2 separate regions of the Homo sapiens genome follow, and region 1 is linked to region 2. The links are chromatin loops, found by intact Hi-C in ENCODE. Cell type or tissue: Calu3. All regions are shown on one strand. Links, peaks and the distances in the headings refer to the core of each region. The heading gives the core; the rest is flanking DNA. Region 1 overlaps LOC105369873 (a long non-coding RNA gene). Region 2 overlaps PPFIA2 (PPFI scaffold protein A2).

What was found. A loop is a pair of places that touch in the nucleus more often than their neighbours do. Peaks named below come from ENCODE experiments on the same cell type or tissue, not always from the same donor. Only the 100,000 strongest peaks of a DNase experiment are listed, where the experiment ranks them.
Region 1: a loop joins it to region 2, with 4 times the contacts of the local background. A loop is called at or near these places in 2 of 110 quality-filtered maps.

What each region holds. Positions count from the first base shown.
Region 1 is chr12:82,166,377-82,183,339 of GRCh38, forward strand. The region is part of intron 2 of LOC105369873 (a long non-coding RNA gene); the gene reads right to left. Among named protein-coding and RNA genes, the nearest start is that of CCDC59, 180 kb to the right of the region's middle. In Calu3, for the core only: no CTCF peak of the experiment used is centred there; a DNase peak (open chromatin) is centred at 8,765.
Region 2 is chr12:81,643,779-81,660,741 of GRCh38, forward strand. The region is part of intron 4 of PPFIA2 (PPFI scaffold protein A2); the gene reads right to left. Among named protein-coding and RNA genes, the nearest start is that of PPFIA2, 110 kb to the right of the region's middle. In Calu3, for the core only: no CTCF peak of the experiment used is centred there; no DNase peak of the experiment used is centred there.

The DNA.
Region 1 (16,963 bases), core at 4,950-12,949, 520 kb after region 2:
TTACGGAAAATGCTTCCAGCTTTTGCCTGTTCAGTGTGATGTTGTCTGTGGGTTTGTCACAGATGGCTCTTATTATTTTGAGGTATGTTCCTTCAGTGCCTGGTTTGTTGAAGGTTTTTAACACGAAGAAATATTGAATTTTATCAAAAGCTTTTTCTGTCTATTGAGATAATAATATGGGTTTTGTTTTTAATTCTATTTATGTGATGAATTACATTTATTGATTAGCCTATGTTGAACTAACCTTGCATCCAGGAATAAAGCCTACTTGATTGTGGTGAATTAACTTTTTGATATGCTGCTGGATACAGTTTGCTACTATTTTGTTGAGGATTTTTGCATCTATGTACATAAGAGATATTGGCCTGAAGTTTTCTCTGTGTGTGTGTGTGTGTGTGTGTGTGTGTGTGTGTGTGTGTGTGTGTGTGTCTGTCAGATTTTGGCATCAGGTTGATGCTGGCTTCATAGAATGAGTTAGGAAGGAGCCATTTCTCCTTGATTTTTTTGAAATATTTTCAGTAGAATTGGTACCAGTTCTTCTTTGTATGACTGGTAGAATTCAGCTGTGAATCCATCTGGTCCAGGGCTTTTTTATGGTTGATAGGTTCTTTATTACTGATTCAATTTCAGAACTCAATATTGGTCTATTCAGTGTTTCAATCTTTTCCTGATTCAAAGGATACACCCTACAAAAGACTAATATCCAGAATCTATAAGGAACTTAAACAAATCAACAAACAAAAAACAAATAGCCACATTGAAAAATGGGCGAAGGACATAAGCAGACACTTCTCAAAAGATGACATACATGCAGCCAACAAACATATGAAAGAATGCTCAGCATCACTAATTCTCAAAGAAATGCAAATCAAAACCAAAATGACATACCATCTCACATCAGTCAGAATGGCTATTACTAAAAAGTCAAAAAATAACAATGACTGGCAAGAGTGTGGAGAAAGACTGCTTATACGCTGCTGGTGGACATGTAGCCCAGCCACTGTAGAAAGCAGTTTGGAGATTTCTTAAAGAACTTAAAACAGAGCTGTGATTTGACCCAACAATCCCCTTACTGGGTATATATTCAAAGAAAAATAAATCATTGTACCAAAAAGACACATGCACTCACATCTTCATTGCTATGCTATTCCCAATAGCAAAGATGTGGAATCAACTTAGGTGCCTGTGAACAATGGATTGCATAAAGAAAATGTGTTACATATATACCATGGGATAATATGCAGCCATAAAAAAGAAAAAAAATCACATCCTTTGCAGCAACATCGATGTAGCTGGAGGACATAATCCTAAGCAATTTAATACAGAAACAGAAAATCAAATACTGCATGTTCTCATTATAAGTGGGAGCTAAAATATTGAATACACATGGACATAAACATGGGAATAATAGGTACTGTGAACTCCTAGAGAGGAGAAGGAAGAGGGTATGGGTTGAAAAACTTCCTACTGGGTACTGTGCTCACACTTTGGTGACAGGATTCTTACCCCAAACCTCAGCATTACACAATATGCCCATGTAACACACTTGCACTATACCCTCTGAATATAAAATAAACATTGAAATTTAAAAAATTATGTTTCAAATTTGGTCTTAAATGTATATAATTGTCAACATTCAGATCTTAGTATTGACCTTATAACTCCAAAGGTCTATAACAATGATGCATAAAAATGTGGAAATATGAAGTTATTCAAAATAAGCAAGTTCATACCAAAGAGGCAAGGACTTCAGAGATATAGAGAAAGACAGTAAGAAGGAAATACAACTCATTTCCTCCAAACTGACTGTGGATAGAGACAACTATTTATTTTAGTTATAATCCTCATGAACCAAATCACCTCATCCTAGGAGTGAAATAAAATAATCACAAAGAAACACAGTGTTTCCAAACATACCCTTCTGAATACTCTCGCCTTATCACCACCACCACCACCACCAGCATTAATATGCCTCCCAAATAGATCTTGGAATTCCCACAGGATAGCTCTTCTATGTTTCTATGTTGGACTAGTCTTAACAAGCCCAAGGCATTTTATGTTTTTCTCCCATTCTGCTCTGACACACTGTGGTGATGTCCTTGTCACATTCAAAACCATATGAATCTTTATTTCTATTGCTTGGTGGTGCCTCTACTTGGCTGTAAATGCCCCGTATCTAGAGAACTGATCATTCTAAATCTAGTCACATCCAAAGTAGTGCTTATCACTTAGGAAAACATTACAGCAGTCTTATATAGCTGCATAGTCCTCAAACACCAATGCTTTCTTTAGCCTAGGGTCATCTTTATAATATCCTGAATCCTTAGAGAATGAACTGAAGTACAAGCTAAGTGACAGATTCTATACTTAACTTGGAATCACCCTGACCTTCATTTATAGCCTTTAATATATAAATTAATACTTAATAACTTTTGCATTTTTACTAGGCACTTAATAACTTTTGGAATTTTTAAAAATTATTATACTTTAAGTTCTAGGGTACATGTGCACAATGTGCAGGTTTGCTACATAGGTATACATGTGCCATGTTGGTTTGCTGCACCCATCAACTCGTCATTTACATTAGGTATTTCTCCTAATCCTACCCCTCCCCCAGCCCCCTATCCCCCAACAAGTCCTGGTGTGTGATGTTCCCCTTCCTGTGTCCATGTGTTCTCATTGTTCGATTCCCACCTATGAGTGAGAACATGCGGAGTTTGGTTTTCTGTCCTTGTGAGTTTGCTGAGAATGATGGTTTCCAGCTTCATCCATGTCCCTGCAAAGGACATGAACTCATCCTTTTTTATGGCTGTATGGTATTCCATGGTTTATTTGTGCCACATTTTCTTAATCCAGTCTATCATTGATGGACATTTGGGTTGGTTCCAAGTCTTTGCTATTGTGAATAGTACTGCAATAAACATACATGTGCATGTGTCTTTATAGTAGCATGATTTACAATCCTTTGGGTATATAACCAGTAATGGGATTGCTGGGTCAAATGAAATTTTTAATTCTGGATCCTTGAGGAATCACCACACTGTCTTCCACAATGGTTGAACTAATTTACACTCCCACCAACAGTGTAAAAGCGTTCCTATTTCTCCACATCCTCTCCAGCATCTGTTGTTTCCTGACTTTTAATGATCAGCATTCTAACTGGCATCAGATAGTATCTCACTGTGGTTTTGTTTTGCATTTCTCTGATGACCAGTGATGATGAGCATTTTTTCATGTGTCTGTTGGCTGCATAAACTTTTGAATTTTTTACACAGGCACTGTTGTAACAGACTTTCAATAGATTATTTTATTTAGCCTTCCTGACAATATTATGAGTTAGATATTATTATCCCCATCTTAGAAACAGATAAATTGAGGTCTTTAGACTTGGTATTTCTTGCCCAAGTTAATACAGGTGTTAACCAATGGCTTTATATCCAAACAGTCTCATGCTGGACTACTCTAAACTACCAAACTACTTCTCATTCTTTAGGATAAACCGATCTGTCCCTGAAATGTGATGGCTATTTGGGCAAAAGACACATAAGCCTAGAACAGGTCCTACTTGACTCCATGGGAGCATATGTAGAAAACTGTGCCTCTGCTGGTCATTTGCATGATTGTAGGAAAACAGCCTGCTGCATGGCATGAGTGATGCCATCTTGATGCAAAACCACCATGATTACTGATGTTTGACCTCCACATACCAAGGTGTTCGGCATAAAAATCTATAAACAATGTCTGTAGTATAGATAACCCATGTAAAAACACTTATCCAACTTCCCCCATGATCACGAACATTAGCAAGAAAGTCTGAAGACATGGTCAGCTGCCTATGTTTTACCCTAAAAACTTGCTATACACAGAACACTTTTTGGAAGGTGAGTGTGGGGATCTACCATGTCACAACTGCCTGAGTTATTATTGCTTCTGTTTTTCTCTAGTAAATGTTTCATTCCCAGAAGCTGGATGTGTTAGCCTCTTTCTTTGGACTCTCAGCTCCCGCAGTCTTTGGGGTTAGATTTGTATATGCCTGCTCACTGTGGAACAGTGGTCTTTGGAAAACTTTTCCTGAGAGTGTCTAGTTTCCAAAAGTATGACCAAAATGGCAGGCTCCTCTCTCCCCTGGATGGTAAGAAATCAGATTTGCCTTGTTTTCTTCGCCTTGCAAAGAATTAATGCATCCCAGCATGTTCCTGAGATGGGAGACAAATTTCTGTGATCTCTCCTTTGACCCTTTTACTTCCCACTGGACAAATAGTGTGTCTGATCATAGTATTTCTACAATTCCAGCAATCCTTTGACAGAATGTCTTTCCTTCAGTCATATGGGCTAGTCTCTGGGTACAATGTAGAAAGTGAAGTGTCAGTGAGCCTGGGATATGTTAGGCTTCTAGCTTCTAGAGAAGCTCTCTCCCTGTTAGTTGAACTACTGAATATGCAATGAAAGGTGATGTCAAATTTCTCAGAATAGATGTACCGCTTTGTCTTATAGAAACTGAGTTGTTATGTGTGCCTGAACAGGAGTAGTCTGAAAGAAAAAGACCAAAGTAAATGTAAGGGAAAAAAAATCACTGAAAAGTAGAGAATACAGAGGAAGAAGAAGAAGAAAAAGAAGGAGGAGGAGGGAGGGAGGAGGGGGGAGGAGGAGGAGGAGGAAGGCAAGGGGGAGGAGGAGGAAAGAATAATCAAACCAAACCTAATATTCTCAGAGAGATAATAGGAATCCATTTCTTTAAAGAAAGAACTAGATGTTATGATTAAGAAGCAAAGTGTAAGAAAAAACTTCTATTAAAGAAATATATACATGTACTCATGTGTGTATATTTGTGATTTTTAATCAAAATAATAGATTGAGAATCACATTAATATATCCAAAATAGTAGAGCAAAAAACAAAGTGAAGGAAAAGTAGAAGAGAAAAAAATAGAAAATTAAAGAATCAATAGTGATTCAACATCTAATAAGCAGAGCAAAGAAAGGGAAAATGGAGAAAAAATTGAGAAGAAATTATTGAAATGATAACTTATAAATTTCCCCAAACCTGAAGGAGTAGAGCCTCCTAATTGAAAAGATTAACATAATTTTCTACAGAGCGAAAAATAATAATAATCAAGGACAAAATGCATCATCATAACATCTCAGAACATGATAGATTTTAAAAATTCTAAAAATGCTTTAAAAATTAAAATAGGCAACCAAAAGAATTTACAAATCAGTTTTTAAGTAGATTTAATAACAACACAGCAAAGACATTATAGCAGTGCTTTCAAAATTCTAGGGGAAAATAATTTTTAGTCTAGAAGTCCAAATGCATCTAAATGCACCAATCAAATGTAAAACAACAAATTTCTTTCTCATTGTTTTTTCTTAGAAACCCACTAGGAGATATGCCTCTCAGGATGGAGAGATACTAACATAGAAAAAAGAAAAAAAGAATTCCCATAATATGGGAAACGGAGTCCCAAAATGGCATTTGTGCATTTGGTCTGGAAATTTACCAGTCCAGATAGGAGCAGGACTGAGTTCTCTGGGTTGCTGGCCACCATGGAAACAGCAAACTGATAATTACTTTATATGCTGACATTTTGGAAACACTTTTAACATGCTTATATGGCTTCAGTGAAGCACAGGGAAAAATATAAATACATAGCAAATTAGGCAAATAGACATTATCCTAAGTGAATTAACACAGGAACAGAAAACCAAATACGGCATGTTCTCACTCATAAGGGAGCTAAACATTCGGTACACATGGACATAAAAATGGCAACAATAGAATTCGGGTACTACTAGAGGCAGGAGGAGGGGGACAAGGGTTGAGAAACTATTGAGTACTATGCCCACTACCTGGATGATGGGATTAATCGTACTCCAAACCTCATTATCACACAGCATACCCATATAACAAACCTGTAGAGGTACCCCCAAATCTAATATAAAAGTTGTAATTATTTTTTACAAAGAAAAGAAAAAAAAACACAAACTGAATAATATTGAGTCTAAGAGAAAAGATGTAAGACTGTTCTAATAACTAAAAGTGATAAAGAGTTATGAATTGAACTGTGGTATCATGAAAGGAACTCATTTTCAAGTGGGGGCAAAGTTGAATATAATGCAAATAATGGGGAAAATTGGAGAAATAACAATAACAAAAAAATTGGCAAATACAAAAATTATTAATTCTAAGAAATCAAAAGTTGCACTTCTTGACCCTGCAGTGAAAATATTTACTTAGTCCTTAAATATAAACAGTAATGAATGGCATAACCTAAACTGTAATGTAACCTTATTAAAAAGAAGAAGGGAAAGGAAATAAATGTGTCAAGAAAGATGACGCAACAGAGTCTCTCCTCAACTATACAACCAGAGATCTTTGATCTTTGATAAACACGTGAAATTAAGAGTGGTATGAGAATATTTAGAGGAACCAAACAGGTAAGTACCAAGGAAAATTAAAACGTGGGAAAGAGTTGTAACCAGCTCTCTCTGAGCAGCAGGACCAAGGGTTGGTGCAGGAGATAGTTTTTCCCTATAAACCTCTGAGAACTGCTTGATGCAACTATGTTTCTACTTTACTATAGAAAAAATGTAAATTCTAAATTGTTATGAAGTTTAATAATTTTACTGTTTATAACAGACAAGTCCAATTGTTTTTACTCACTTAAAAAATAGAAGTTTTTAAAGGCACTTATAATGAGTGGTATAATGTTGTTTTAGCTTTTGTTTTTTTACTTGTAACATTATTTTTGATGCTCCAGAAATTTAAAATAGTTAATAAACGTACCAAAATTGATAATAAGAGTATCAGGAAAAAGAAAGCATCAATCAAAAGATGAGTAACTGGGGCAGGGAGAGTAGGAGACTGGAGAATGAGTACAACTACATGATATTCCAATGTAGGCACTACCATAATGTATTTTTCTTACTATCACTGGTGTTATTAGTTTTAATATTTATTGAGTACTTGCCATCCACCAGACATCATACTAATTATTTTATATACATTCTTTCCACAATATCTCTAAATACTATTAAAACTCTCACACTAATGACTTTCTACCACATTGCCTTCTTTTATTTCCTTCTTAGCAACTATAACTCTCTGAATTGATGCTGTCTTTTTGTTGGAGTTTTTTTAAATTTGTTTATTGTTTGTCTACAATGTAAGTTTCATGAGAGTAGAGACCTAGTCTGTGTTATTTATTACCTGGAGCACAGTAGGCACTCAGTAAATTTTGCACAAACAATGGATGAAGTTGACAAAATCAAGCTGGAAAGAGGTTCAATTTGTTACTCAAGATGAGTACTTAAAACAGAAATATGTTCAGATGCTGAAAGAAGTTTAAAATATATAAAAATAATTATTGTTAAATTATGTATAATATTTTCCAATGTGTGTGTATGTGTGAATGTGTATTTGTATACGAAATATAAAAGTTTGAAAGTATATAAGATAGTAATATTGAATATCACAGAATAAAGGGCCAGACAAATTTTTTGTCTTCTCTTTTATTCTAATTTACCTACAATTAACATAACTTGTATAATAAACATAATACAATTTTGTAAAATGTTTTTGAAAAAACCACATGCTACAGTGTTTCCTAGTCCACTTGAGGACCAAATGTAACACGATGGCCTCATTATCATAGCATGATTAATTAAGCAGCTGAAATATAACCAATACTCAACCAAGTCAAAGGATCGAGCTCTCTTTAAAGAATCTTCTTAAAATATACTCAGGATCCAGTGCTGAAGTTGACTCTTTTACATAATCAAAATCACCTACTGAAGTTATGTATACATAGGTACAATTATGTATTGCTTTGGCTTAGGGGTCCCATCAATGATTGACAGATATTCCTCACTATCAGTTCTCGAAGAAACCAAAGGTATCCTGTGTTCCATTTTCTCATTCAAGTCAAAATCCATTTGCTCTAAGTTTTATTTTTTGCTTTCATTCTTAGTTTTGCCTTTTTTTAAATATGGTTTAGTTTCTTTTCCTTGCTGCTCTTTGTTCTTTCTGCATCCTTTTTCATGAAACTGCCATCTTTCGAGACCTAAATGAACTGGTTAGTGTGGTCATGAAAATTCCCTTATAACCTTTCTTTATAAATCAATCTGTTCCTCTCTAAAGCTAGTGTTGATGGCCCAGATTCAGTTCACCATGCACTAATACAGAGATTGTTTACTTAATGGACTGAAACATAATAAAAATTTTTCTCCTCACCTCATTTGACCTACAAGTAAGCTTTCATTTTCAGCTTTCACTTTTTTTTATTGCCTTTTTTGTCTTGCTTGTAATAATATAAATCTGGTTAGGCTAGCTGGTGTGTCAATTCCTGTTAATAAAATAAACCATTTCTTCTCATAACATATGTTTTCACATCATTAAACCAGTAGGGAGCATTTACCCAATGTTATGTATTATTGCTCAATTTATACAATTAAATGTTTGAATGATTATATATATGTATAATATACACATACAGAAAACACCAGGGTAGGCATGGGGAATACTATTATAAACTATGTTCAATTAAGAACTAACCGTCATGTAAAAATGTAAGAATATATTTTCACAATTCGCTGAAGCACATTTTTTATAGATAAACACAACAGCATATAAAATGTGTAATAATCCTGCAAAGGCTGAATGAGATGGTAGAGAATGGAGCAGGCTCTTTTGTTACCCATGTAGAACAGCTGTGTGATCAACTACCCAACTGCCTTTTGGGAATGAAGCCAACTCTGAGACCAGGCACACCAGGTGATAATCTAACAGATGCAGCAGGAGCTCCACCTACTCGCTGCACTGAAACACAGACATTATCACCTAAAAACAAACAAAATAGCAGCCTGTGTGAGGAGAATAGTATTAAACAAGCAAAACAGAAATGGACATCAGGTCCCTTTTAGGAAGTCAGGATTTTGATGGCCTATCAAGTAAAGAGAAATAGCAAATTAAATAATTTCTTCATTTTAAAAGAAAGAATCTGCCTCTTCTCTTTTATTATACTATTCGTAACTCAATCAAATAATATAGATTAGGTAGCCTATAAAAATGATTCCACATGCAGATGAAGTTGTTTTCCTATGTTAAATATTATTTGGAAGGAAATTAAGTGATTTCAGCAGAGGAGAATTAAGTGAATACAGATGACTTGTATAATGGAAGAAATAAATCACATTAGATCCCCTAAGTAGAAAAAATAAGTGACTTTATTTTATTCTTAGGAGCCAGAATGCCAAAGTTATATTTTTTCCTGTTCAGACATTGATTTTTCAGAATTGCCTACAGCATGTAATAACCTTTCTACTTTAGTATCCTTATGCAGAAAATTGGGATTATATGTTTTATTAGTTTGAGTTTATCGCTAGAGTGGTGAAGGGATGAATTATTTTATTTATCTGTATTGATACATTTTGTAAAAGTCATTTTGAAATTCTTCCAAGAATCAGCCATCCCATCTTTGATAATCAGTTGTTCTTTTTTAAATGGTTGTTGAAATTTATTATAATTTATTTTATTTTTTCCATTGGTAAACAAAACTTCTGAAGGAAAACCTTGAATGCAACTCAATTAAATCAATGTTAATTTTTGCAAGGAACATATTTATTTAAATGTTTATTTTTATTTTTATTACAGTATCACACAAATTTTAGCAAGACAAATCAAACATTCTGGAAATTAGGTCTGATAGATTCAGCCTTTACAGGTTGGATGTATTGTTAGCATTTTTCTTGCAGAGAGTTAATCTTTTCCCCAGTATCTCACACAGCTAAAGCTAAAATGAACGTGCAACTTTCTGAGGCTTTCCCAACGGAACAATGTGTATCACATAGCAACAGCTGCCGAGGAGAAAACCACACAGCGAGCTTAAGTTTTTTCCCTCTTGTAAAGATGATTACATCCAATTGCAGGAAATGTATGCAACATCAATACTGTCTTAAACATGTTCTACTTGTATGTCTATGTTACTGCATTTAATAACTATTATCAGATGTTACATTTTGCATTTCCAAAGAATTTTTACATCTGTTAAATAGCCCTATGAGAGCAGGTATGATTACTCCTGTTTCACATCTGGGAAAGCTGATATTCATAGGATGTGGGTGTCTCGATGAAGATCAGAAGGCTGGACTTACACAGAATCAGAACTAGCGTTATTACTCAGTTCTCTTTTTACCATACTTTGCTATGTAGTTCATATGTATACTGACCTACATGGTTTATTGATGGTTTATTTTCTTAAGATTTGACACACCAGCTAGTCTAACCAGATTTATATTATTACAAGCAAGACAAAAAAGGCAATAAAAAGAAGTGAAAGCTGAAAATGAAAGCTTACTTGTAGGCCAGCATGTATATAGTTCATGTGTATGTTAACAAAAAATAAAACATAATAGGAGTACAACGTTACATACTAACATGCTATTTTATAATCCACTGGGTCATATGTATTGTGGAGAGAAGCATTATGTCTATTGATTGTCCTAATTTCTATGTCACCATAGTGCAGTTTTGTTTTTGTCTTGTAAATGATGGTGGTTTGGAACTACTGCTAATTGCTAATGCTCCTGGATACATTTGGCAGTAGTCTCAGGCAAGCAACCCACAACAAGCAAATTAAATCGTTAACAGTAGTTTTTTCTAAGAGCTTACGGTATGAATGACAAAGGGATTGTGGATGCCAAACAATTTAAATAAAAATATAAGAGATTATAGTTTATGTAAAGAAACATAAACATCTTAGAGCTTATACTACAATGGACAGCAATAAAGAGACTCAACCTCTTGCTAGAGTTGAAATATCATGAGCTTTGAGGAAAAAAAAAAAATCCCTGAATTTGAAAGACTTGCTATTTGATATGAAGGCAAACACTTCATAATCAGGCCAGGAGGGCATTCCAGGCATAGTGTGTGAGATAATCATAGGCAGATGTGGGATGAATGGATCAAGGAATTTAGTTTACTCAAAAGCAGCACCCATCTCATTAGGAATAACATAAATAATGACCAGGAAAATGGGAGATATCAGAACTTTTTCATCTACAGCTCTGGAGCAGTTCGCTACTTTGTATTTCACTTTCCCCCTTATTCGTTTTGTTTTATGCCATACTTATTCTCTACATAGTGCCAACTTTACTTACATATTTGGCAATTTTTGCCTCATAAGCTATTGGTGATGAGCCAGAAACAAGGTAGACAGCTGAAGAAATGGTACAAAAGAAGTACATAACCACACACACACACACCAGACTCCTATTTGTTCAGTTCAGAGACACCTTTCAATGTCATCAAGTGCCAATGCCTTTATCTTATCACATTCACCACACCACATCCCACCCCTATACCTGTATCCACCTTTGCCTGCTTAAACATCGTTCAAGTAAGCCTTCCCTAACCCTCACAGACTGGACAACAAACCCCTGCTAAATGCTTTGATCATGTCCATAATTGTCTTCCACAGCTGATAGTCATTATATAATTTTGCAATTGGAAATGGTAATTGTATACCAATGTAATTTAAAAAAAAAATCTGCCAATCGTTCAATAAAATTCCTGAGTTTTTTTTTAGACTGTAAGCTTTATGAGAAACAATGAAAGGTGTGTTTTGATTGACACTACTTCAGCATCTTGCAGAGTGGATGAATACATACTTGTCGAATAATTGAGCTTGTTCCAAGGATAATTCTCAAGTTGAGAGAGAAGTGGAGGTATGGAAGAGAGATAAGAGCCAATAAGATAAAGAAGAAAACCAGATTCACTTACTCGTTTGTATTTGTATAATTGTCAGTTCAATGGCTAGTATATGGTAAAAATAGTAAAAAAAAAAATAGTAAAGAGGTTTACTATTAAACTTTACTATTAAACCCCTTTTTACTATTAAACCCCTTTATGATTTTTACCATATATCAGAGTCCCTTTTTAAATGAGCTTTATTTTACAGGGCTTAGAGCATAATTTTCTTATTTGCATGATTACAGAAATTTACAGTTGCATATATTATTGAGTTTACAGGTTATAAGTGTCTTTTTTGCCCTTGGTCAAGAAGGAGACCCACAATTATGACACTGCTTCTCTAAAAAAATTATCTGTGATCTACATAACTGTAATCTGTATGAAAACATGGTCCCCCATGGATTCTCTGGGAAGAATAGAAAGAACTTGTCTATGGGTAAGAATGCAGATTGTCAACCATAAATTAGTGCAAAGCCCTTCGGAGCCTAAACAAAGGTATTGAGGCAGTAAAATAGGGTCTGGAGGCAGGGAACATAAGGCTGATTCACACTTCAGCTATGACAGGAAATATTCTCTCCATAGGGCATAGGCCAAGTAAATGACTGTAACTTCACTTCATCCTCTTCATTTACATAGGCTGTACCCCAAGAAGAGGGTATTTAAACCCCCAAAAATTCTGTAATGGGGCCCTTGAGCCCCTATGCTTGGGCTGGCTCCCACCCTGTGAAGTATACTTTCATTTTCAATAAAGCCCTTCATTCCTTCCTTGCTTTGTTTGTGCTTTTTGTCCAACTCTTTGTTCAAGACGCCAAGAACCTGGACACCCTCCACCAGTGACAGTATGACTAGGGAAAGGATGAGTAGAGAACATGATTTTGGAAATTCAGAGAGAGACATGAAACTTGGGAAACATAGCTTGAAAATGTGGGTTGAGAAAGCAGTACAAATGAGTTCTATCTTGCAAACTTTAGAATAATAAAGATACAAATAATAGCCCAAACCAAAGTATTATTTTATATGCATGCTCAACTGGAATCTTCTTAACCTAAAATGTCATTGAAAATTTAATACATGTAGGGTTTTCCTCCCATCTTTAGCTTTTTGCCTAGAGAAATGGGCACCTTGTAAGTTGCTATCAAGTAGGAGATTCTTTAAATTGCAAACAATGCTGCTTGAAAAGCACTAGGAAGAAGAATGTGTCATTCAATGCATCATTTATTTATTGAAAACATTTATTAGGCATCTATTATATGCCTAATGCATAGATGTAAATGTTTGACTCACGTAGACACAGTTATTGTCTTCATAGATCTTATAGCAAAGAGTGGCAGATATGAAACAAATAATTACTCAATTAGTCATTTCATAACAATAGTGTTAAAGCTGGCTGAGTGGTGCATGCCTGTAATCCCAACACTTTGGGAGGCTGAGGCAGGATAATCACTTAAGAATCACTTTGATCATATCCTTTGTCCACTTTTTCATGGGGTTGTTTGTTTTTTTCTTGTACATTTGTTTGAGTTCTTTGTAGATTCTGGATATTAGCCCTTTGTCAGATGAGTAGATTGCAAAAATTTTCTCCCATTCTGTAGGCTGCCTGTTCACTCTGATGGTAGTTTCTTTTGCTGTGCAGAAGCTCTTCAGTTTAATCAGATCCCATTTGTCAATTTTGGCTTCTGTTGCCATTGCTTTTGGTGTTTTAGACATGAAGTCCTTGCCCATGCCTATGTCCTGAATGGTATTGCCTAGGTTTTCTTCTAGGGATTTTATGGTTTCAGGTCTAACATTTAAGTCTTTAATCCATCTTGAATTGATTTTTGTATAAGGTGTAAGGAAGGGATCCAGTTTCAGCTTTCTACATATGGTTAGCCAGCTTTCCCAGCACCATTTATTAAATAGGGAAGTCTTTCCCCATTTCTTGTTTTTGTCAGGTTTGACAAACATCAGATGGTTGTAGATGTGTGGCATTTTTTCTGAGGGCTCTGTTCTGTTCCATTGATCTATATCTCTGTTTTGGTACCAGTACCATGCTGTTTTGGTTACTGTAGCCTTGTAGTATAGTTTGAAGTCAGATAGTGTGATGCCTCCAGCTTTGTTCTTTTGGCTTAGGATTGACTTGGCAATGTGGGCTCTTTTTTGGTTCCATATGAATTTTAAAGTAGTCTTTTCCAATTCTGTGAAGAAAGTCATTGGTAGCTTGATGGGGATGGCATTGAATCTATAAATTACCTTGGGCAGTATGGCCATTTTCATGATATTGATTCTTCCTATCCATGAGCATGGAATGTTCTTCCATTTGTTTGTGTCCTCTTTTATTTCATTGAGCAGTGGTTTGTAGTTTTCCTTGAAGAGGTCCTCCACATCCCTTGTAAGTTGGATTCCTAGGTATTTTATTCTATTTGAAGCAATTGTGAATGGGAGTTCACTCATGATTTGGCTGTCTGTTTGTGAACAGACACTTCTCAAAAGAAGACATTTATGCAGCCAACAAGCACATGAAAAAATGCTCATCAGCACTGGCCATCAGAGAAATGTAAATCAAAACCGCAATGAGATACCATCTCATACCAGTTAGAATGGCGATCATTAAAAAGTCAGGAAACAACAGGTGCTTGAGAGGATGTGGAGAAATAGGAACACTTTTACACTTTTGGTGGGACTGTAAACTAGTCCAACCGTTGTGGAAGTCAGTGTGGCAATTCCTCAGGGATTTCTAGAACTAGAAATACCATTTGACCCAGCCATCCCATTACTGGGTATATACCCAAAGGATTATAAAACATGCTGTCATAAAGAGACATGCACATGTATGTTTATTGTGGCACTATTCACAATAGCAAAGACTTGGAACCAACCCAAATGTCCAACAATGATAGACTGGATTAAGAAAATGTGGCACATATACACCATGGAATACTATACAGCCATAAAAAATGATGAGTTCATATCCTTTGTAGGGACATGGATGAAGCTGGAAACCATCATTCTTAGCAAACTATCACAAGGACAAAAAACCAAACACCACATGTTCTCACTCATAGGTGGGAATTGAACAATGAGAACACATGGACACAGGAAGGGGAACATCACACACCAGGGCCTGTTGTGGCGTGGGGGGTTGGGGGAGGGATAGCATTAGGAAATATACCTAATGTTAAATGACAAGTTAATGGGTGCTGCACACCAACATGGCACATGTATACATATGTAACTAACCTGCACATTGTGCACATGTACCCAAAACTTAAAGTATAATTAAAAAAAAAAAAAAAGAATCACTTTGAGACCAGCCTCGGCAACATAACAAGGCCCCATCTCTATTAAAAAAAAATAAAATAGGGCTGGGTGCTATGGCTCATGCCTGTAATCCCAGCACTTTGGGAGGCTGAGGTGGGCGGATCACAAAATCAGGATTTTGAGACCAGACTGACTAACATGGTGAAACCCCGTCTCTACAAAAAATACAAAAATTAGCTGGGCATGGTAGCAGGCACCTGTAATCCGAGCTACTTGGGAGGCTGAGGCAGGAGAATCGCTTGAACCTGGGAGGCAGAGGTTGAGGTGAGCTGAGATCACACCGCTGCACTCCATCCTGGGCAACAGAGTAAGACTCTGTCTCAAAAAAAAAAAAAAAAAAAAAAAAAGCAAGGCGTGCGTGCACACCTTTAGTCCCAGCTACTCAGGAGGGTGAGGCACTTGAGATCAGGAGTTTGAAGTTACAGTGAGCTATGATAGTAACAGTGCACCCCAGTCTGGGCAACAGAGCAAAACTCTGTCTCTAAAACAATCTTTTGTGAAAATAGTGTTAATCCTATGGAAGATAAGTAGAGAGCATTGTGAAAGTTTATTGGAAAGACACCTGACCTGGACTGGGAGGAGGTGATTTATCCAGGCATCTTGAGAGAGTTGTATTTCAGTTGAGACCTGAGGAATTAGTAAAAATTAATTAATGTTATTTGGCCAGACAGCATCTAAATCTCTGTTATTTATTTGACAAATTTGCCACTTAATGAGTTGTGAAGGTGGCCGACTCCACCGCAGCCAACAGAAACTAAAAATGTCAGATACTCATTTTCCCAACATTTTTTATGGTTAAAGCATGGCTACATTTATACAGGCTCTGCCATCAAGACATAACCATAAAAGACCGAATGGGGAGCAAGTGCCACAAAATGAATAGGGACTAGACGGAATGTTGTGTAGGTATCTGCTAATTCAGCAATAACAAATTCCTTGGGCAACAGGCTTAGCAGGGTAAACAGCACATATGGGGCTTGGTGTTGAGGACAACGTTGTCTACTCTTCAGAGAGTCTAGAGTGATTGGAGATGTGGTTCCTCGTTGCATGGCCACAAGCTTTAACCTCTAAAGATCTCCCAATAATTCTATGAGCCTCCTAACATCTTTTAATAATTTTTTTCTTCTTAATTTAGAGTTGGATTTTGTTATTTACAATTAGGCAAAGAAGTTGGAGAGAGTGAACAAGAGATTCCTGGTAGAGGCCAGAGTGAATGTGTGCTGCAGCCCAAGCATCCTGGGTAGGTGTGAGGGAGAGTGTGACAGATGAGGCCGGTGCAATGGGCAGGGACCAGGGAAGGCAGGGCCTTGCGGCCATGAAAAGGATTAACAATGAGAAGTCACTAAAGAATCTTAAGCATGCACAAAGCATGATAACATTACATTTTAAAAAGTGATTCAAAGATGGGAAACTGTATGTTTGAAATTACTATGGCTAGACAAAGGAAATGACTGTGGAAGTGCAGATCAATAGCTGGATTTCAAACATGCTGTGAAATAAAATAGTCTTTGGCAAGAGGTCAGATGTGTAAGAGTAGAGCGTTTTACTTACACAACAACTTGCTACTTGTTCAACGAAAGTGGATGACAGATGGAGAAATTTCAATATAAATGTATTTGTGGCTGATTTGATTTGCATATATTCTGCTCAGCCAAATGTAGTCAGGGGAAGCACATAGTTAGTATACAGGCTGATATTTCTACTGTTCTCTTAGCCCAAAATTAATAGATTAAATTTCTCTTTGTTTTATGCTGTCATTCTTTGGTACATTATAACATTGTGTCATCTCTTCAACATCAATTTAATCCTTTTTTTCTTGCAATGGGGAAAGAGCTGAAGGCATTAATTGGTTCTAGAAAGGTACAAAAGACATTCACAGGTTATATAAATAAAAGGGTTGAGAATCAGCTTGGTTGACA
Region 2 (16,963 bases), core at 5,197-13,196:
GTCGTAGAAGAGTGATATGACTTGAGGTCTTCAAGTAGTAAGGTAATTTGGCATTCTAAAGCATAGAGTGATTTTAAAAGAGATAAAATCAATGTTCCTTTTCTGTTTGGGGAAGGGCTGTTTTCCAGTTCTGAGCTTCCCATTAAAAGAGGAATAGCAACAAACTTTTCCCCAATTTTCGAAAGCAAACTGAGATGAATTGATGTCAAATGGGAAACATTTAAAAGAACCAGCACCTTGACCAACAAAAATGTCAAGTTTTTTTGAATTAAATTCCATAAAATGTTATGTGCATTAAACATATGCTGTTAAAAATACAGATAATACACCACAGAAAGATTCTATAAAAATAATCATTTTTAAGGATACAGTAGTGTGTTGTATTATACCTTTTACATTATGATAAAATTTACTTTTGCTAGATAATCTATACCTCAGTATGGGTAAATGATGCATTACTATATTCTATTGTCTGAAAATCCATCAAGACTCACTCAGGCAAATAGAAATGATGTTTACATGAATATAGCTATCACATCGCTGGTTATATGTAAGTTGGTGAACACACTAAATATATCCCCTTAAGTTTGGATTCCTTATTTTTAAAATAAAGCTTTTCTAGATTAGGTCATATTCATAGTTCCTGATAGCTCTGTTATTTTAAGCTAAATCTTAGTTCTAAGATAATTAATACTTATAAAAAAGTAATCATTAGCAAGTACAATATTGCAGACTTGTATTGAGTCATAACATGAAAAACTGACAAAATTTTCAAATTCTATTTTCTACCTTTTTAGTTTTTTCTTCAGAAGTAGTATGGTGCTTTCTTTCTATACTAATTTAAAATAAATAAACTGTCAGTAATTTAAAACATTATTATTCTGTTAATATTTGTTTTCCATTTTCTGTAACATGGTTAAGCATGTGTTCCCACAAGGTGGTGCTCTTTATTTAAAAATTACAACAGGAAGCAGTTTTGTTCTATGTAAGCATAGTGCTCAATGATGATACAGATTGAGCATGATTTTAAGTCGCTAAATGAGCAGTGAAAATGCATTTATTACTGAAAACTTATTTTCATTTGATTTTTATTTTTTAAATGCTAAAAGTATAAAACATTTTGGTAGCAATTTCAGTTATTAAGAATTTAGAGGTTTTAAAAGTTCAGAAAATGCATAGTAGCCATAAACAAAAACACAAAGGGAGGAATAGTAAAAATAAAATTTTGGCTGGAACAGAAATTCTTCTCTGGAAATAAAGAAAAGCTAGAATATAACATAGAAATACTATATTTAAACCTTCTAATATTAAACTAAGTACAGAGGAGTCATATACTAAGCACACTTTTTTAACCTGAATTTAGGTATTCAGAAGGAAAAGGAAATAAAGAAAGAGAGATAAAGGGAAAGAGAGAAGGAAGGAAGGAAGGAAGGAGAAGAAAGAGAAAGAAGGAACTTTTAAAAAGAAATTGAATAGTGGTATTAATTTTACTCATCATATTTTTCAAATATTATATTTCCTGACTGTCTGGTCCCTCAGTTCCTTCAAGACTCATACAGTTTTACATCTCACCCTGCTGAGGCCCAACTTAATGTTCAATATTTTACATGATTTGCTTACACCACCCCTCAGCATAAACCAAATTATTTTTCTGGTAACCACCTAAAGGAAGAATAATATGCACCAATACTGAAAAAAAATAGATAAGAGTTTTATTTCTACTTCGGATGTAAAAAGTGTGAAGGGAATATTGATCCCAGGCTAAAAATGAGAAAGAGGTAGGTAATTCTGAAAAGTATTATTTTTTTCTTAAACATTCAGAAAGCTGAGTACTTAAGACGTCCCTCTGAGATGAACAAAATTCCAAAGGTTGACAAGTTCCTTTGAGGAAAGACAGGACACACAAACTGTTTAATTATCAGCAGAACATGGAGCCAAGTGAAAGCAGCCATAAAAGTGGGTAGTAGGGAGGCAAGTAACATTTTAAAAATTCTTAAGACCTAGCGTGGGCTATCATGAGAAGTCAGAATTCCTGAGGGCACCATTCCAAGGGAAGTCTGCACCTGCTTGGACACCAGCTCTTTTACAAGAGGGGTTCAGCTACTCCTGGAGACAGGTAGGAAAAGAGAACAAGACAATCTGCTGCTAGAGGAAGGGCAAGATCCTGTCTAGCATCCAACATTTAGTCCTGCTTTGATAACCAAAGCCATCTGCCCATGGGAGAGAGACAGGAAACCCTTCCATAAGACGCAGGCAAAGATTGGCTGCACTGGCAAAGAGACAGGAGACACTCTTACCCCTTCCTCCTAGGCCAAGGTCAGCTGCCATGAAGAAAGGTATAGAAGTCTTACTCCTCCAACCAGCCCTTTACAGTAGGAAAAGCCATCTGCTACTGAGGGAGGAGTAAGACACCAACTTAATTCCAGAATTCTACAATGATATAGTATATTGCTACAGGGGAAAGGCAGGAAATCAGCCTGTAGAAACACCCAATCATTCAAGGCAGAGGTCAGCTGTCTTGAAGGAGGGCTAGAAAACTTGATTGCACCCTAGACCCTCTAGAGAACAGGAAGGGAAATGAAGAAAGACCCAGTGCTGAGGTTTGGTGCAGAGAGCCAGCATAAGACTGGGGCTGGAGGAGAACTATGAAGTTCCAATCTCCCCTTTCCTTTGCTCCTACCATGAGACTGGCAGTAAGTAGGAAGCCACAATAGTCTATTGCTAGGGAAGGCACAGGAATGCAAAGAGAAAGCCCTCACTCCTCTTTCAACACAGTCATGCAAAGTCTTCTGAAAGTTAAAAATGGAAGAGGAACATTTTGACAAACCCTCTGACATTGCAATACTCATACAAATTATAACATAGGCGCAGTCCATAAAAGGAAGAATTTTAAGCCTGTGTTTCACTGAATGTGTCCATAGTGACACTAAAGCCCAAATCAAGCTCAACTACTTTCTGCTAACTCAAACTCCAAGTTACTGGCCTGTGAGATAAAGGGGAGTGGACATTCAGGAATACAAATATTTACCTCAGTGTCTTCTGTGTTTTTTAACCAATGCAATGTTTGGTATGGAAGGAAGGAGGGAAGGAATGAAAGAAGGAAGGGAAGGAGATGAAGGTGGGGGGAGGGAAGCAGGGAGAAAAGGAGGAAGGAAAAAAAGTTCTAGTGTAAAGCAACAAAATAGTCCATAGAACCAGAAACATAGAAATTCAGGATGATGACACTTTCAGGCAGAGATATGAAATTAAAAATTATGGATAATTTGAAGGAACTGGTTAAAAAAAAAGGGGGGGGGAGCGTGTATAAACAAATGGGGAATTTCAACACAAATTTGGAAACTATAAATAAAAGAATCAAATACAAATACCAGAAATTAAAAATTAATTATCAGAGATTTAAACATTCCCTTAATTGGGCTTAGTAGCAGACCAGACATAGTAGAGGAAAGATCAGTGAACTTGAAAATGGGTTAATAGGAGTTATCCACACTGAAGCATATTGAGAAACAAAATGGAAAAACAGAAAACAGAACATCTAAAAGCTGTAAGACAGTATCAAATGGTCTTATATGCAAATATATTTTCCAAAAATAATGAAAAAAGAACAAATCATACATTCAAAAAGTTCAGAGAATTCTAAGAATGATAAGAGGAAAAGCGTAACCAGAAAAATCGTAGTAAAATTATTAAAAACCAAATATGGCTGGGTGCGGTGGCTCACGCCTGTAATCCCAGCACTTTGGGAGGTCGAGGTGAGCAGATCACGAGGTCAGGAGATCGAGACCATCCTGGCTAACATGGTGAAACCCTGTCTCTACTAAAAGTACAAAAAATTAGCCGGGCGTGGTGGCGGGTGCTTGTAGTCCCAGCTACTCAGGAGGCTGAGGCAGGAGAATGGCGTGAACCGGGGTGGTGGAGCTTGCAGTGAGCCAAGATCGTGCCACTACACTCCAGCCTGGTCAACAGAGCAAGACTCTGTCTCAAATATATATATATATATAATATACATATAATATAATATATATTATATATACTATAAAATATATAGTATATATAATATATAATATAATATATAACATATATAATATAATATATATTATATATATATAAAATCTTGAAGACATCATCAAGAGAAAAAGAGGAACTATGATTAAAAATTAAAGGAGGCTTCTTGTCAGAAGCATTGAAAGCTAGAAGACAAGGGAGCAACACTTAACCAAAAGGAAAAAAAAAACTCAATCTAGAACTCTATAAATATAGAATATAATTTTATCCAGAATTACAGAAAAAGTATAATATCTCATGACCCATTATGTTTTAGTAAAGGAGTAAGGTTAGTTCAACAACTGAAATCAATGTATACAATTCACTGGAAAAGAAAAATCACATTATTTTCTCAATCAATAAAAAGCAAGAAAGACAAATTAATAAAATTAAAATCAATTCATACATACAAAAAAACTTTTAGAAAACTAGGAATAGAAAAGAACTTGCTCAGTTTAAAAGGGGAAAATTATTAAAATGAAATGAAACACAACAAAGTATAAAATTTCACAGCTGACATTCATCTATGTAAAAAAAGCTATTAGAACTAATAGTGTATACAGTAAGATTGCATGATACAAAGTTAATATAAAAAATCAATAGTAAGTTGATACACTATCAACAAAAAATGGAAATTAAAATATTAAAACAATTTTGAGAAAATTTTAAAAGACCTAAATAAATGAGAGGATATTCCATATTCATGGATCAGGAGATTAAATATGGGTAAGATATCAATTCTCCTTAAATTGATTTATATATCCTATGTAATCTCGGTGACTCTCATGCAGGGTTTTTTCTTTTTTTGTTTATGTAGAAATTGACAAGCTGATTCTAAAATTTACTCAGAACGTGAAGGCCTTTATTAAGTAAAACAATAAGGAAAAATAAGAACAAAATTGTAGCTCTTTCAAGGATTAGTATAAAATTGCAGTAATAATGACTCTATTATTGGCAAAAAGATAGACTTACAGATCAATGGAAAAGAAGAGAGTCCAAAACAGACCAAAACATATATGGTCACTTGATTTTGGCAAAATACTATGGTAATTTAAGGAAGAAATCATAGTTTTTTTTTAAAGAAATATAACTAGAACAATTGGCTAGCCATATGAGAAAAAATATTTACATGCCATACACAAAAATTAATCATTCACAGATCATAAGTCTAAATGTGAGAGCTAAATTCATAGATTCTAAAAGAAAAAGCAGGACAAAATCTTTGTCACCTTTATTTAGAGAAAAATTTCTATATAGGCCTCAAAAACAAGGAAAAAAATAAATTGGACTTAATCAAAATTAAAATTGCTCTTTGAAAGGCACTGTTAGAATAAATAAAAAGGCATGCAACAGATTCAGATAAAATATTTATAAAACACATATCTGATAATGGCTTTGTCCACTCACTACATAAAAGAACTCTGAAACCTCCATAACAAGAAGATTAAAAAGTAACTTTAATGGGCATATAGACAGCCAATAAATGCATGACCACATGTTCAATGTCATTACTTAACAAGAAATGGAAAGTGCAAACTGAATAAGATATGACATATCCACTAAAATGACTAAAATTAGGAGTGACAATACCAAGTGCTGCTGAGGTTGTGGATCAATTTAGAATTCTCATACATTATTGTTGATGATGCCAAATGACATTTCATTTTGGCAAATGTATGCCATTTTCTTACAAAGTTAAATATGCACTCATTGGAAAACATAGAAATTCTACTTGTAGGTATCTGCTCAAGAGGTTTTAATATATATTTGAATATTTAGAGCAGATTTGTTCATAATATCTGAAAATTAGAAATGGCCTTAATATCTATCAAATGGCAACTGGATAAACAAACTGCGGTATATGTATATAACAGAAAACTATTCAACAATAAAGAGGAACTATTTTACACTACTGATACCGCAAAACCATAGAAGAATCTTAAAAGCATTGTGCTAAGTGAAATAAGTCATATTGTGTGATTCCTTTGATATAAAATTCCAGAATTGTCAAAACTATCATGACAAAAAGTAGATCAATGGTTGATATGGTATTAGTGTCAGTATAGTCTGACTCAAAAGGGGCCCAGGGAAATTTTTAGGGCCATGGGAATGTTCCATATATTGATTGTCATGGTGATTAAAGAACTACATACATTTTTCAAAACTAATCAAATTATGTTTTTGTTTTTGTTTTTTTTTTTTCCTGAGACGGAGTCTTGCTCTGTTGCCCAGGCTGGAGTGCAGTGGTGCGATCTTGGCTCACTGCAAGCTCCGCCTTCCAGATTCACGCCATTCTCCTGCCTCAGCCTCCCCAGTAGCTGGGACTACAGGCGCCCGCCACTGCACCCAGCTAATTTTTTGTATTTTTAGTAGAGACGGGGCTTCACCGGGTTAGCCAGGATGGTCTCGATCTCCTGACCTCGTGATCTGCCCACCTCGGCCTCCCAAAGTGCTGGGATTACAGGCGTGAGCCACCGAGCCCAGCAAAATTGTGTATTTTTAAAAATGTGGATTGTACTCTTTCTCTATTGTACCTGAGTAAAAAAATTAAATATACCGGATAACTTGTACTATTAGTCTTTAACATGCCTTCTTTCTAAAGGATTTTCAAAAATAATTTGAGTATTTTTCATTTTTTTCTTAAGGCTTTCAAATAAAATCCCTAATGCATAAGAGCAAATCTACCATGTATAGACTTATATCCTATAGGAAATAAGAGAAAGAGAATGTTCTGGAGCAAGGGAATGAAATTAAATGTATAATTTAGGGAGGTAAAACTAGATTAGTTTAGGGAGGTAAAACTAGATTGCTGAGGTTGCAGGGTAGGCACGGGTTGAAGTTTAGAAACCTATGCAATATTTCTCAAATAATCAATTTTTTCCTCTTTAATTCCAAGTGGAAGATTAAGAATCAAAAGAAATATTTGGCCTGAAGCCAGAGATTTTAGATTTAGCTACCTGCAGTGGAAGCTATGATTGTTCTTGACCACCGTAAAAATGTAGGTAGGAACGAAGAGAAACATATGGCCAAAGACTGAATTTCAAGACAAGCTCACTGAATACAGTGGGAGAAAGGAGTCTCCAGGCAGAAATAGAACAGTTTTAAATTCTACGGAGAGGGCAAGAGAAGTGAAGAATGAAATTAGGTCACTGGATTCAATTATTACAGATACAGATATAATTTTCAAGCATTCTGTTTTAGATGGAGGTTAAAAATCTTTTCACATAAAATGGAGGGAATCATAGTTGAGAGACTGTAGTAGGAGATATAATGTACTAATTTGAGGAATCTGGCTATATAGTAAAGCTGTAGACCCCAACTGGGAGGATATTATAGTTTCATAAAAGGATCTTCAGCATAGGGGACATTCCAAAGCAGAGAAAAGTGAGTTAATGGAAAGGAAGAGACTGCTGGAGGGAAAAGGAATATCTGAAGGTTTAAGTTCCCCCAAGGAGCTGGGAGATAAATGAGAGCAGTAACATGGGTAAAAACCAAGAGAGATGGAAAAACTGTTCTAATCTATTAAGATGTAAAACAGAGATTTATTCTTCCTGCAGGCAGAAACATTAACAAAACTTTTTTTTTCAAAAAAATTTGAGTAAATAGTTGAAAGTCAATGTATCTGTATTGTATTACACTTACATGACCAAAACTTAAACATGCTATTTTCTTTTTGTCTTTTCTTTTCTTACTACTCTCTCTTTCCCTCTACTTGACTCTTTCCCTCAAGGTCAGCTTCTGATGTAATGATTCAAAATTGTGTTACTTCAGTGGTGTTATGACTGAATGCTACAAGAGTCTTAAAGTCTTCATTATAGTTACCAAAAGATTATCACAAATCCTCACATAACAGTGAAATGCAAGTTTATTCTTACAGATGAGAAAACTGATGCTCTGTGAGAATAAGTGGCTTGTCTAAAATCAAAGAGCTCATAAGTGATAAAATTGGAATTAAACTCTTGGGTCATTTCTTAGGACTTCATTCCTATCTCACATAACCACAATATTCAAGAAATATTATCTGTTTTGTTCTTTCCTTTGGTATTATTGGCTTTTGAAGATAGCATCCCCTTGTGATTAATTACAAAGAGGAGTTTCCACAGTTGACAGTTTTGACCAGCCAAAAGAAAACTAGTGATCTTAATTCCATTTCTGCCAATAACAAGATGCGACCGTAGGCAGGTTATTTGCTCTTTCTGAACGTTGATTTCTTTATTTGTAAAGTAAGGTATACAGTTATACAGTCTGTAAGATCTTTTCTAGTTCTACATTTCTATGAGTCTAAAAGTAGGATGACTGTGAAAGACCAGTTCTACCTTGGAGATGAGCCAAATTTGAAATTGGCTATTTGTTTATAGCCTTCTTCACTCTTCACTTGGATTTTACATATAAATGCTATTTTTAAAAAGTCATACTAGATAAACTGGCTGCAAAATTTAAAACAGAATACCATTGAGGTTTTCGGCTCATGAAGCTATAAAAAGCAGTGTGAACTATAATTGTGGCCTTACAAAGTTATCATTGGCGATTTGCTTCAGAATTTCATTTCCATCTCATCTTACATAGTAAAAAAAACAACACAAAGACTAAAGACCCAGAAATCTCAGAGAGCTACTCAGAATGTATTGCTGAGGAAAATTTTCCCTAAGATATTAATTAGGTAGAAAGTCCTGAATGCAGTCATTTGACTAATTAATCCTCATTTACATAAAAATAAATCAGTTATATCAATTACTGTGGGGCAATAGAATGTGGTTCCCCACCTCCCCGTCTTTCCTTCTGTAATATAAGATTCATACATTTTCTTCCTGACAGCTAGTTATTTAGTGTCCTTTACTGCACATTTTTCCTCTAATTTGCTTCATTGTTGGTTTGGTCTTAGATTTCTTTCCTCCCATCTTTCTACTTGCTCTTTGTAGATGGTCTCACTATTCCCATATCATTATATATTATTTACATACTGTTATCCCTGAAATTTACATCTCAATCCATATGAAGAATTCACCTACGCCAAACTAAAGAACATTGCCCTTTTCTTCCCACTCCCAACCCCACCCAAATCTTTCTTATGTTCTCTGTTTTGGTAAATGTCATGAGCATCTATCCAGTAGTTCCCCAGACTTAGGAGCCATCTTTAATTTTCCTCAATATACGAATCCAACCCATCAGCAAGTCCCCAATTCTAACTTCATAATATATCTCAACCCAATTCACTTCCCTACTGCTATGACCCTAAACCAAACTCCCACCACTTACCTGAACTCCTGTATTAGCCTAGCCCTTTACCAGATTCTTTTTGGTTCAGTCCTTGTTCTATTTCACTTAATTTTAAGAGCAACCAGCATAATATTTTTAAAACATAAATCTTGTCATGTAATTCCATAGTACTTCCACTTCCATCATTTTCCATAGTACTTGGAATAAAATCCAGACTCCTACAGGACCTAGCATGATTAGCTGTTGCCTCTCACTCCAATACCATTTTATGCCACTTTGCCTTTAGCTCACTACATTTCTGTCACAGTTAGATCCTTTGTTCCTTGTCTTAGTATCTTAGTGGTGCTGTAGCAAATTACCACAAATGGATCCCAGACATCCAAAACCAAGTTGTCAGTAGATTTGTTTCCTTCTAAAAGCTCCAAAAGAGGATCTCTTCCATGCCTCCCTCCCAGATTCTGGTGGTTGTTAGCAATCCTTGGCATTCCATAGATTGTAGAGGTATCACTCCAATCTCTGTCTCCATTTCAGATGGCATTCTCCTGCACCAGTCATTAGATTTAGGGCCCAACCTAAATCCAGGTTGATTTCAAGATCTTTAACTAATGGCATCTATAAAAATCATATTACCAAATAAGGTCACATTCTGAGGTTCTAGGTGGATATAAATTTTGAGGGGACAATATTTAACCCACTGCATTTCTTCTGCTATTTCATCTCCCTGATCTTCAGATGGTCCATCTTCTGAAAATCACTTCCTCAGAGAAGTCTTCCTTGATTTCCTTCCTTTCTTCATCATAGCTCCCTGCTGTTTCCTTCACAATGCCAGCCAAACAAGTATCATTTCAGTGGCATAGTTTGTATATAATATATGTATATGTGAATACATACTAAATATAGATATGAGTAAACATATAAATATAGTAATATGTGCGTATAAGTGTATATACTTTGTGTTATCAGCTAAGAATATGGGAACATTTCTTAATTTAACTGTCATGGCATATACTCAAAAAAAGCCAGTAAACAACTGGAGTATTCAAGGAATGGAAAAAAATTAAAAAAAAATCATCTGTAGAATGAAAAGTACTAGCGAAGAAGAAAAAAATTTAAAAAATCTGTGGATTTAAAAAATAATAATAAAATGAGAAAATAATGTAAATGTAAAGAAAAGATACAGAGTGATAACACCTTGTATTATATAAGATGTTGAAAAAAACATCTATTTTATACTGATTTTTTTTCTTAGGCTGAGAGATAGTAAGTCCCAATATTAACAAATGTAAAATAAACAAAACATAATTGTAAGTAAAAACTGCGAGACACTTGATCACTATTTTAAAAGCCTACTAACATAAAATCCTAACTAATTACTATCAACGATGTATGGATCTTGGTGATTTGTTTATAGAATTAAATTTCTGCACAGAAGAACAAAACAAAAAGAATTGCTTCATAAGTCTTCCTCCTAGCATGTTTTTCTGGCTATATAATGAGTATATAGACCTAGCATTTATGGAATAAACCCAACTATCTCCTGAGGTCATATTCTGTGTATTGCTTCATTTAATTAACTAATTATAAAATAAACATGAGCTCCAAAGGAGACCGTAAGCTCCAGATCAGAAAGCAGCCACACCAGCACCTTAATTGCAGTCCATTAAACACTAAGCAGAGGATTCATCTAAGATGTTCCCAGACTTCTGACTCCCAGAAACTGAGATTGTTATTTTAAGTCATTAAGGTTGCGTCAATTTGTTACGCAGCAATAGAAAATGAATACACCTAATAAAACAACTTGGGAAGCGCTTCTTCTTTTTAACTGTCTGTTAGAGCTTTTAATAGGTGGTATAATTCCTTCCTTAAATGATTGTAGAATTCACTGGTGAAGCCATTTGGTCCTGAAGTTTTCTTTGTGAGAGGAGATTTTTAATTGAAGATTTTTTCTTTTATGTGAAGTATCACCTGAATTTTTTATTTCTTGAATTAACTTGGTTGAAGTGTGTTTTTCTAGGAATTTGTCCATTTCATCCACAATTTTAGATTCATCAGTATAAATTCTGTTGAAAATATCGTCTTATCTTTGATTGTCTGTAGGACCTATAGTGATATACTCTTACTGAGTTCTGCTATTGTTTATCTGCACCTTCTCACTTGTTTATTTGATGAACCCGCCAGAGAGTTGTCAATGTTAATTTTCCCCCAAAAATCAACTTTTGCCTTTATCCTCTATATTAAATATTCCAATATATTTTATTAATTTCTGCTACTAACACCATTATTTTTTTCTATATATTTTAGGTTTTATTTACTTGTTTTTCCCTAGGTTCTTAGATTAAATGTTTATATAATTGATTTTTAGCCTTTATTTTTCTAATACATATTTTTAAAAATATATTATAAATTTCTCTCTAAGTTGGGTTTTAACTGCCTTCCACATGTGTCAATATGTAGTATCTCAAAATGAATCAAAAAAATTCTTATTTGTACTTGAATTATTTTTTGGCCAATGGGTTAATTAGAAGTGTCTATCTTGTTTTCCAAAAATTTTAGCACTTTTTAGTTATTATTTTTAAAATTTTCATGTTTAGTGTTAACTACTAGCTGAACTCTGCTGTTAAAAGAAAATGTATTCTATATGATTTCAATTCTTTGACAATTAATGTGTTTATCTGTATATGGCCTTCATTTGGTCAATTTGGGGAAATAAAGTAAGCGCTCTATATATGTCACCAAGGCCAAGCTTATTTATCACATTGCTCAGATTATTATCTTTACAGACTTTATATTCTAGTCCAATCAGATCTGCGGAGAAGTAAAATAAAATGTTCTACCATGATTGAGGCTTTTCTATTCTCCTTTTGATTCTGTTAATTTTTGTATGTATATTTTAAATATATGTTATTAGATGTATAAACATTAAAAATTTTTCTACCTACCTGGTACACCAACTTCAATATTGAAAGCTCTCTTTTTAAATCTATTATTTTTTGAAAGACCATGGTTATTGACATTAATGTAGTTATGTAGGCTTTTTAGTTAGTATTTTATGGTATACCTTTTCTATCACTTTAGTTTCAACCTTTATTTAATTATCATATTTGTTCTCTCTTATCTGTTATTGTCTGTAGGATCTAGCTGCTCTTCTCGAGGAGTATCTTTGTGGCGTATTTTAGAATTTTTTTGTAAATACATGGTTTCAAAAACATTCTTGAATTTTATCTTGAATTGACCATTTTTCTACTTATATTTAATGCAATTTCTTACATGCTTTTGTTTAAAAGTTAGAATGATGATGTTGGTTGTAATCAGTTTTTATTTAAATTCTTGACCTGTTAGAGAATGGTGATTTAAATTAGGTGAAATCTAGTGTTTCTGAATAGGTGTATGCGGAAGATTTCTCCAGACTTCGCCATGCACAATATGTCCATGTAACAAAGCTGCATTTGTACCCCCTAAATCTATAACTCAAGAAAATAAATAAAAATAATTTTGCAGAAGGAGTTGTCAATAGAAGAAAAATAGTCATTCATGTAGATTAGCCATTGTAATCTGTGATAAAGGAAAGAAAAATTTTTAAAAATAGGATTTTCTATAAAAGTTCTCACCATGCTTCAATCAAAATATAAATTATGTCTATGAGTAAAATATAAGAATATCCAGAGAATTTATTATATAAATGATTTAGTTACTTTCAGAGAACTTTGGTGAACTCTTTTGGTAAAATATTAAATATTAAATATATATAATTTTAACTCCTCTTCCTATAATACTTATAAATCTTCTAAATGTACTTTAATAGATTAAAATACCTCTTTGAAAAATAATTTAATAGCCGATCATAAAATCTTTAGGGCATATTCCTATTATGTGGTATTCTGGAATCAACATAGATTTTAATTGTAAGTAATAATTCTGCAGAATCTCAACTTTAATTTATTATGAATATACAATCAGATCCATTTTTAAAGTGCCTGTAGTGGTTATAATTAATGTTAAGTGAAAAAAATGCATAAATTTCACGTTTTGCTGATTAATGTTTCCCTGACTGTAAGCACTTGAAAAGACTGTCTAGTTACAGAAGAAAAGCTAGAACAAGTTATTTTCCTTCCAGATGAGTGCTCCTTAACACAGAGACATAGCTCCCCTGGGAAGGTTAATGCTGCCGCCAATCTTCTGGAGACCCAGAGAGGGGAAAGGGAAGAATCCCAAGCCAAAGAGGTTTGCAATTTCCTACAAAGCCAAAGTTTAATGAATACTAATGACAGAACAGGGATGGATCCTTGGAAAACTAGCTCATTTCTTATCTTGCCAAAAGAGATAGAATGCAGTACCAACTTACTGGGGTCCATGGAGAAGCAACAGAAGCTACCTTGGACCTGTACACGTCCTGTTGCCTCGGGCTATCCTGGAGATTGGCCTTCAGACTCACCTTCTTAGAGAGCCATCTTCATTCTTTCTGGAATGACTAAGCAAGTATCAACCCTAATCTAACTGAGATTGAACAGGCTATTAGGCTACACAGTCACAGGGAGGATGTTTAGGGTTCCCTAGAAAAAGTAAATAATTTTGAAAAAGATTTCTAAGAATCAATTTCAATTTTATTTTCTAAATAAATTTGGCAATTAAATGCAAACTGATGTACCTTAAACAGTTGCAGTAGCTAGCTTTTGTAATTGCTAAAGTCTGTAGAATTGAAATACCTTTGGACCAAGAAAAGAAAGATCCTTGATTTATTCCCATACATAATGAAGATCTTAATGTAATGCAAATTAGTTATTTAAGACCTGGTTCAACATCTACCTCTCAAAACAAGTCTTCCAAAAAAATAAAAATAACCCCCCCAACCCAAATTACCATGATTATTTCCATATAATGCAAAATTAATCATTTATTTATGTACTCATTTTTACACTTGTTAATCATGTGTTAAAAAGAAATGATTGCTGGCTGGGTGTGGTGGCTTACACCTGTAATCCCAGGGAGTGGGAGGCCGAGGCGTGTGGGTAACCTGAGGTCAGGAGTTTGAGACCAGCCTGACCAACAAGGAGAAATCCCATCTCTACTAAAAATACAAAATTAGCTGGGCATTGTGTCATATGCCTGTAGTCACAGCTACTTGGGAGGCTGAGGCAGGAGAATCACTTGAACCCAGGAGGCAGAGGTTGTGGTGAGCCCAGATCGTGCCATTGCACTCCAGCCTGGGCAACAAGAGCAAAACTCCATCTCAAAAAAAAAAAAAAAAGAAAAGAAAAGAAAAAAAAAAATGATTGCTAACCAATTAGAGTGCAAAAATTTAAAGTAAAGGGTCAATATTTTTTATTTTTTATAAAGTGCTAAGAATAGTACTAAGTGTACAACAGACATTACTAATATGCTTTCTCTATAAGCCTTTATCTTTACTTCATATTTTTCACATTTTAATGAGTAATTATATGTATAAAGCTGTATTCATCCATCTGTTTTTTCCAGAAAAACATCTATCTTTGATAAAAAGTAAAAATCGTTTAACTTTATTGTGTTAGATGAGAACAGTCTAATTAGAAACCAGTCTCTTGTTAAGAATTTAAAAGATCAAGAAACCTGTTCTATTTGCTGTAGAAGAATATACGTATATATGTGTGTGTATATGTGCATACATATACATATATGATATATAAAAATATGTTACATATGTTTTATATATGTTTAAGGGTTGTATATAAATGCCTTCCAACTTACATGCAAAGAAACAAATGTATGTCTAATAAACATAAATAGAAAAGGAAGGGAGAAAAAAAGAACAAAATACAAACATTTGCAATTTCTATGGTTAAAATGATATTTCCATTTTTGACAAAACTATGGAATTCTAGGGAGCAAAAACACTTGAAGTAAAATAATTTATATTGCACTTTAAATAATTTAACCAGGAAGTTGAATATATATTAATATTTATTTTGCATATTTTGCCCTATTTCATTAACACTGATTTTCCTTCACAAGCCTTTCTTTAAATACCTTTTTCCTTTAGATTAGTTATAAATTAACAGTACAACGGAGGGCGGTTCCAAGATGGCCAAATAGGAACAGCTCCAGTCTACAGCTCCCAGCATGAGCAATGCAGAAGACGGATGATTTCTGCATTTCCAACTGAGGTACTGGGTTCATCTCACTGGGGATTGTCAGACAGTGGGTGCAGGACAGTGGTACAGTGCACCAAGTGTGAGCCGAAGCAGGGCGAGGCATCACCTCACCCGGGAAGCGCAAGGGGTCAAGGAATTCCCTTTCCTAGCCAAGGAAAGGGGTGACAGACAGCACCTGGAAAATCAGGTCACTCCCACCCTAATACTGCACTTTCTTAGCAAACGGCACACCCAGAGATTATATCCTTCACCTGGCTCGAAGGGTTCTACGCCCATGGAGCCTTGCTCATTGCTAGCACAGCAGTCTGAGATCAAACTGCAAAGTGGCAATGAGGCTGGGAGAGGGGCGCCCGCCATTGCTGAGGCTTGAAGAGGTAAACAAAGCAGCGGGGAAGCTAGAACTGGGTGGAGCCCACTGCAGCTCAAGGAGGCCCTGCCTGCCTCTGTAGACTCCACCTCTGGGGGCAAGGAATAGCCAAACAAAAGGCAGCAGAAACCTCTGCAGACTTTAATGTCCCTGTCTGACAGCTTGGAAGACAGTACTGGTTCTCCCAGCATGCAGCTTGAGATCTGAGAACGGACAGACTGCCTCCTCAAGTGAGTCCCTGACCCCTGAGTAGCCTAACTGGGAGGCACCCCCTAGTACGGGCAGACTGACACCTCACACGGCCGGGTACCCCTCTGAGACAAAACTTCCAGAGGAATGATCAGGCAGCAATATTTGCTGTTCACCAATATTCGATATTCTGCAGCCTCCACGCTCCAGGCAAACAGGGTTGGAGGGAACTCTGGCAAATTCCAACAGACCTGCAGCTGAGGGTCCTGACTGTTAGAAGGAAAACTAACAAACAGAAAGGACACCCACACCAAAACCCCATCTGTACATCACCATCATCAAAGACCAAAGGTATATAAAACCACAAAGATGGGGAAAAAAGCAGAGCAGAAAAACTGAAAATTCTAAAAATCAGAGCTCCTTTCCTCCTCCAAAGGAACGCAGCTCCTCACCAGCAACGGAACAAAGATGGATGGAGAATGACTTTGACGAGTTGAGAGAAGAAGGCTTCAGATGATCAAACTTCCCGAGGTAAAGGAGGAAGTTCGAACCCATGGCAAAAAAGTTAAAAACCTTGAAAAAAGATTAGATGAATGGCTAACTAGAATAACCAATGCAGAGAAATCCTTAAAGGACCTGATGGACCTGAAAACCTTGGCACGAGAACTACGTGACAAATGCACAAGCTTCAGTAGCTGATTCGATCAACTGGAAGAAAGGGTATCAGCGATGGAAGATGAAATGAATGAAATGAAGTGAGAAGAGAAGTTCAGAGAAAAAAGAATAAAAAGAAAATAACAAAGCCTCCAAGAAATATGGGACTATGTGAAAAGACCAAATCTACGTCCCATTGGTGTACCTGAAAGTGATGGGGAGAAAGGAACCAAGTTGGAAAACACTCTGCAGGATATTATCCAGGAGAACTTCCCCAATCTAGCAAGGCAGGCCAACATTCAAATTCAGGAAATACAGAGAACGCCACAAAGATACTCCTCGAGAAGAGCAACTCCAAGACACATAA